Regions from separate parts of the Homo sapiens genome. Here region 1 is linked to region 2. A link is a loop called in an ENCODE intact Hi-C map of the cell type or tissue named here. Cell type or tissue: Caco-2. All regions are shown on one strand. Each heading gives the region's core, and the rest is flanking DNA. Links, peaks and the distances in the headings are about the cores only.

Region 1 (2,927 bases), core at 215-2,714, 74 kb before region 2:
ATCTACTTGGGCAAAACCCTGAAAGCCCCTAAGGATTTAGCTGAACATGTAATTCATATTGAAACCCACCTTCTCTTGCCTTATGATTTTCTGATTCAGTACTTTCTTCTAGAGTTTTTTTTCTTTTTTTGAGACAGAGTCTCACTTTATCACCCAGGCTGGAGTGCAGTGGTGTGATCTCAGCTCACTGCAACCTCCGCCTCCTGGGTTCAAACAATTCTCCTGCCTCACTCAGCCTCCTGATTAGCTGGGATCACAGGCGTGTGTCACCACACCTGGCTAATTTTTATATTTTTGGTAGAGATGGGGTTCACCATGTTGGCTAGGTTAGTCTCGAACTCCTGATCTCAGATGATCCGCCCGCCTTAGCCTCCCAAGGTGCTGGGATTACAGGCGTGAGCCACCATGCCTGGCCTAGAGTTTTTTTTTTTTTTTTTGCTAAGTTAAGAAATAAAACAGTAACCAATTTCTGAAGGAAAAAGCATTAAAATATTGATGTTGCTTTTCTGCAATACTTATACCAAGAAAATGCAAGAGAGTCTCAAAAGTTGTGTAGCTTAATTTCCTCTTGCAAAAATATAAAGTACTCCCAACAGTTTCTAATTTTGATGATCTTTTACAATTACTGTTCTGTGTTGTAATGGCCTGCGTTTTAAAAAAGCTTGAAATTGTTAGGAGACCTTTAGACATAGAACTTGGTAAGAAGTGCAGAGATAGGATGGCATAGAATGGGGAAACATGCCAGATCAATTGGGACAGAAAATTTTTCTTAACTGCTTTTCAGCATTTATATAGGTTCTTCCATGAGCAAAATAAAATATGAACCTAAATAGAATGGGCTCAAACAGTCATAATAAACTCCTTTGGTTATTTTCAGAAAATCTATATTCACAGGTGGCCTGTGTTAATAGGTGAATTCATTGTATTTTGGTGTGGCTATTTGTATAACAAAACATGACTAAATATGAAAGATGTGTATGTCTTTTTCTTTACCAGATCTTGCGCCAGTTTTTAAGCAAGCAAATTATGTTCATGTAGTAAAATTTTAATCTGTATTGGGAATAGAGGTGGGAATAGTAGTATTCTGTTTACTGTGGATTTGGAGTAAAATCTAGAAATGCTACTTAATCAGCATATTGTAAGCAGAAATTACTTTTTGTCTTTTTTACAAAAAATGGACATGAGAGCTCACTCCGTTGCCCAGGCTGGTCTCAAACTCCTGGGCTCAAGCGACCCTCCCACGTTAGCCTTCCGAGCAGCTGAGAACAGAGGCACGTGCAATTGTGCCCAGCTTTAGAAATCACTTTTTATTTTAATTCTTATTTGTAACATTTCATAAGGTATTAGGCTACTTTTCCCAGTCACTACCGTTTATACAATTTAGTTTTAATTTCTTAAAATTTTATTTGAAATTGTAGAATGTCTTAATCATTCAGAATGTGAATTGTCATGGAGGTGTCAGAGATGCAATTTAATTTCTCCTGATAGCAGTATATCTTGAAAATATTTTGCTTAAAGATTTATTTATCCTTGCTGTCAATTTGTTTCTTATAATTTGCCTCATAGAAACATTCATTCAAAACAGAGTGCTGAAACCAAAATGGAATATACAATTAAAACCAAATAATTTTTTTCCTGCTAACTACTTCCCAGCCCCCAGACTGAACTCGTGATTGAGGTTCTATTTACTTTTGCAAACAGATGAATATTTTTGGAGCAGTGGAGGTAGGAGCATGGTACCTAAGTCCAAGTTGCACCATTTTGTGTGGCTGTTTCTTTCTTATTTTGCATTAGGAAACAGGTGCAAGAAAAAGAAAAAAAATTCCACTTCATCATCGTAGTAGTATCTGGAATCTCATTCCCCATAACCAAGAAGAACTCATTTATTCTTGGCCACCCTCTCTCTTTTGTTATTCTAAGTTGACTGTGGACAGCTTTGATGCTGCCCCTGAACTTCTATGAGTCCCCCTGCCCTTGCTGCCAGGATTTTAGAATCTACCCTTCTCCTATACTAGGAGTGGTAAGAAAATAAATTCGGGTAGTAGTGCCATTTGATGATTCATTTTCTTTTTATATGTGTCCTTTAAAATTAACATTGACAATTTGGAGCCCCTTTGTAATGTGGATGATAGAGGAAAAGCTGTGATTGCTTATAGGCTGAATTTAGGTTCATCTGAAATTATGATGTATCTCAGAAACATCATAATTCCTTGGTTTGGGAGTGGTAATAGGATTAGGACTGTTGAGACTGTAGAAAAAGCACATTGTTTTTCTTAGATGTGGATGCTTGTTTGGGGTGGTGTAGGCTGATGGAGAGTATTTGAGACAGCGGCTACTCTTTCTTTTTTTTTTTTTTTTCCCAGCTGCTACTCTCAATGCAGACATTGCTCTAGAACACCCTGTATAAACTATATATTGCCACATCTAAACCATATAGTACTTCATTAAATTTTGAACATTTAAAATATTTTAACTATATGAGACAACTATGTGGTGCATGTGTTAATTAGCTTGATTGTGATAATCATTTTTCAATGTATATGTATATAAAAATAACACATTGTACACTTTAAATGTATACAATTTTTGTCAATTATATGTCAATAAAGCTGTAAAAAAATTTTAGATAATGCACAATGGATCCCATACTTTGTATTTATTCCTATATACCTTGATTTTTAAGCACCTTATTCTTTAAGTTCATTTTGTTGCCGAATTTGAGTGCATTCTCCCTAGTCCTTATTAAAGAGGGTACAATAATCTTTCATCTGAGATACAATTGATGGAATTATTTTATAGGATCGAGTACATTTTAAAGCCTAATCTTTCTTTGCTTACATTGAATATTATGACCATAATATTATGAAATGTTATTCTGAAACTTGGTCTGAGTTCTCTTACGTCATCAGAAATTTCTGCAAATTCAA
Region 2 (2,927 bases), core at 217-2,716:
GCTTGGTCCCCACACCTTCAGCTCCTTGGTTTGCGCAAGGGACTGAATTCAGAGGGGATAGTGTGATTTATATCTCCAACCCATGAAATGTGAAGACAAAATACTACATTAATACTGTACCCTGTAAATCTTTTCTCGCATTAGCAGCCTTCTGGTAGAGTCGAGTTGCCAAGGAAGCATTGCCATATGTGCTGATGGAGCTGAACTAAAAGGAGAAGATTGGAAAACTAACCACACTAATAAATTTCTTTTGAGGCAGTTGGAAAATGGACTGCTGTTTTGACAAGTTAGAAACAACACACACATCCATTCTCTGTTTCAAATGGTTAAAGTGAATTTCCAGGACCCAACAGAAACATCTTATATTAGAAACCTGATTTTTCTGCTGAATTACCCAGATGTCAGATATATATGCACTTTAGACTTAATTGTGGTTGTGATGAAGTGCCTCACCTAGACTCTCTGCTTTAGGCATTACTGGGCTGTGCTACCTCTCCTCCCTCTGAGGTCAAGGTACAAGGAGGGAGTTTGGAATTCCCACCTCTTTGACTTTTCATTGTTTCACAGATCATGACCTTCTTACAAAGACCATTTACCCAAGACTCATGTTTTCAAGGCCCACATCTGTAGTGGGCCTCAGATTATAATCCAGTCACCTTCATTTTCCTGTTTAACCAGACAAGGTAGTCACTACAAGAATGGTTCTTATCAACAACTTCCGTGAGTGGCAGCATCTGGCCTAGGTCTTAGGAATGGATTTGTGCTTTGGTTTTATTCTAAGTTGAAGTTAATCATTTAATATAAGGAAGCTCGGGGCCTCTAATATATTACCTTAAACTCCTAGTTTCTCTAGCTTCCTCAGGTCTCTGCTCTTGCAAACTATCCTTCACCTGCCTCTAGAACTTTTTACTTTTTGAACTTTACTTTTTACCCTAAAAGCCACCCCATGCATCTACAGAATTTGGTGCATGCTCCTTAGTGGGCCTGGGAGAGAAGTTGTGCAGCGTACCAGGTAAGAGCACAGGCTGGAGTCGGACAGCCTGGGTGGAACCCCGTTCCCCCATCAAACAGCTGAGCCACCATGGGCAGCTCCCTTAAAGTCGGCCTCAGTTTCTTCTTCAGTTGCTGTGGATAAAACAAAAGCCACTGTTTAAGTAAGGTATTGTGTGGATTAAATGTGTTCATTCACATAAAACACACAGTACTGTAGTATGTGGATATAGCGAGTGCTCCCCAAATATTGGCTGTTGTCATTATCACTACTATTAATAATATTGTTATTTATTATCTGGTCTTCTGTGATCCAAGCACAGCCTCCAGTGCCCTGACTCCATGCCATAGCCTTAAGATGTTGGTGCCTTTGCACACCAACTGTTTCCTCTGCCTGGGTCACCTTGCCCTCCATTCTGCTCATTGTCTCATCTTTCCGGGGAACCTCTGCTCACCCTTGAAGTCCCAGGGCAAATATCTCCTCTTCTTTGATGTTTTTTCCCCTCCTGCAGGCAGAAGAACTGGTTCTCTCCACTGGGTTCTCATAGTCCTGTGATGCCCCTGGGGTCTGGTATGCAGCACCTGCTGTTGTTAGGTGGTTTGTCCCCCATCTGGCAGGTGGAGACAACTAGCGTTCCCTTTCCCTCTAAACTCTGAGCTTCTTAGCGGGGAGGCACCAGTCTCACTGTGTTCATCCCAGTTCCTCTCAGTACCAGGCAGACAGAGAAGGCATTTGGTAAATGTTTGCTGAACAAATAGCTACTTGTTGCCTTCTTTGTAGTCTTAAATACGGGGTTTTCCCTTCTGTTTTTTGCCGTTCACAATGCATTACTAAATTTATGGTGAGAAGGATAAATTTCAGTAGTTTGAAAGGCTGGCTGAAGTGATTGTATCTAACACAGTAGTCATTAGGCTCTGTGGCCTGTTTTTTTATTAGTCATTTAAAAAGACTGTCACAGGATAGTTATGGAGACAAGAGTTCATCATTTAAATCACAGTGCTTTCAACCCATCCACAATTTTGGTCTACAATTTAATGATGAGAAAAATACATCTAGCAAGTAAATGTTTAACTAAGCATTTTGTTACTTGATGTGAATACAGGGAGAAAGATGAAAATTTCAATTGTGAAGAGGTAGTTTAAACAGGCGTATGCCCACATATTACTAGTAGAAATTAATGTTGTACTTTTATTAGGTAATAACCAAGCCTTCTCCTATTATAGATATCTTACTGAAAGATCAGTGAGTGAGTGTCATGAGTATAGTTTAGGAGAGAATGCTTGCTTTGGATAAGAATGCTTGCTTTGCCCAAATGGTTGCATATTCCCGTTTTTTCTCATATGCTGCCTCAGCTCATTTAAATTCTAAAGAGCACAGCCCCACTCAAGCTAGCAAGAGCTTAGGGGGGCTTTTGATAAACATTCACACAAGAGAGAAAGAAGGTAGAAATCTCAGATCCAAGAGCAGGAGCTGCACTGGAGGCTGGCCTCAGTGGGACCCAAAGGTGATGGGGACAGGCGCTCCCACCTGTGTGCCTTTCATGGGCTATGTGCATTCTCTTTTTAATCTCTATTCCTTTTGCTCCACATTCTCATCTGTCCACCAATGCACTTCCTCTGCTTATTCATGGTTTCTGCTTCCTTGTGATATTAGCACACACGTGACTTCCAATTGGCTGCTTTCCTTGCTCCACCCATGACATCTTTTCATCTTGTTGCTTCTGTGCTAACTTGTCCCCTCTTCTCTAAAGACTGTCAGTCATCCTCCTGGAGAAGGCATCCTAATTGGCCAGCTCTATTTTTGGTAGCAGGCTCAGGTTGCTGAACTCTTGATTTGCGTGTCTTTTAGGTGTTTTACATTGTCCAGTCAGCTGTGGCCCTGGGGATGAAGCAGGCTTAGATGTTATAGTTGCTTAGTGAAGGGCTGCAAACTCAGG

Evidence for each region. Peaks named below come from ENCODE experiments on the same cell type or tissue, not always from the same donor. Only the 100,000 strongest peaks of a DNase experiment are listed, where the experiment ranks them.
Region 1: it touches region 2 in a loop (5-fold over the local background); 1 of 110 quality-filtered maps calls a loop at or near these places.

Annotation. Positions count from the first base shown.
Region 1 is chr7:96,247,390-96,250,316 of GRCh38, reverse strand. The region is part of intron 3 of SLC25A13 (solute carrier family 25 member 13); the gene reads left to right. Among named protein-coding and RNA genes, the nearest start is that of MIR591, 29 kb to the right of the region's middle. RefSeq lists an enhancer at 1,528-2,927. In Caco-2, for the core only: no CTCF peak of the experiment used is centred there; no DNase peak of the experiment used is centred there.
Region 2 is chr7:96,173,713-96,176,639 of GRCh38, reverse strand. All of the region lies in intron 11 of SLC25A13 (solute carrier family 25 member 13), which reads left to right. Among named protein-coding and RNA genes, the nearest start is that of MIR591, 45 kb to the left of the region's middle. In Caco-2, for the core only: no CTCF peak of the experiment used is centred there; a DNase peak (open chromatin) is centred at 1,559.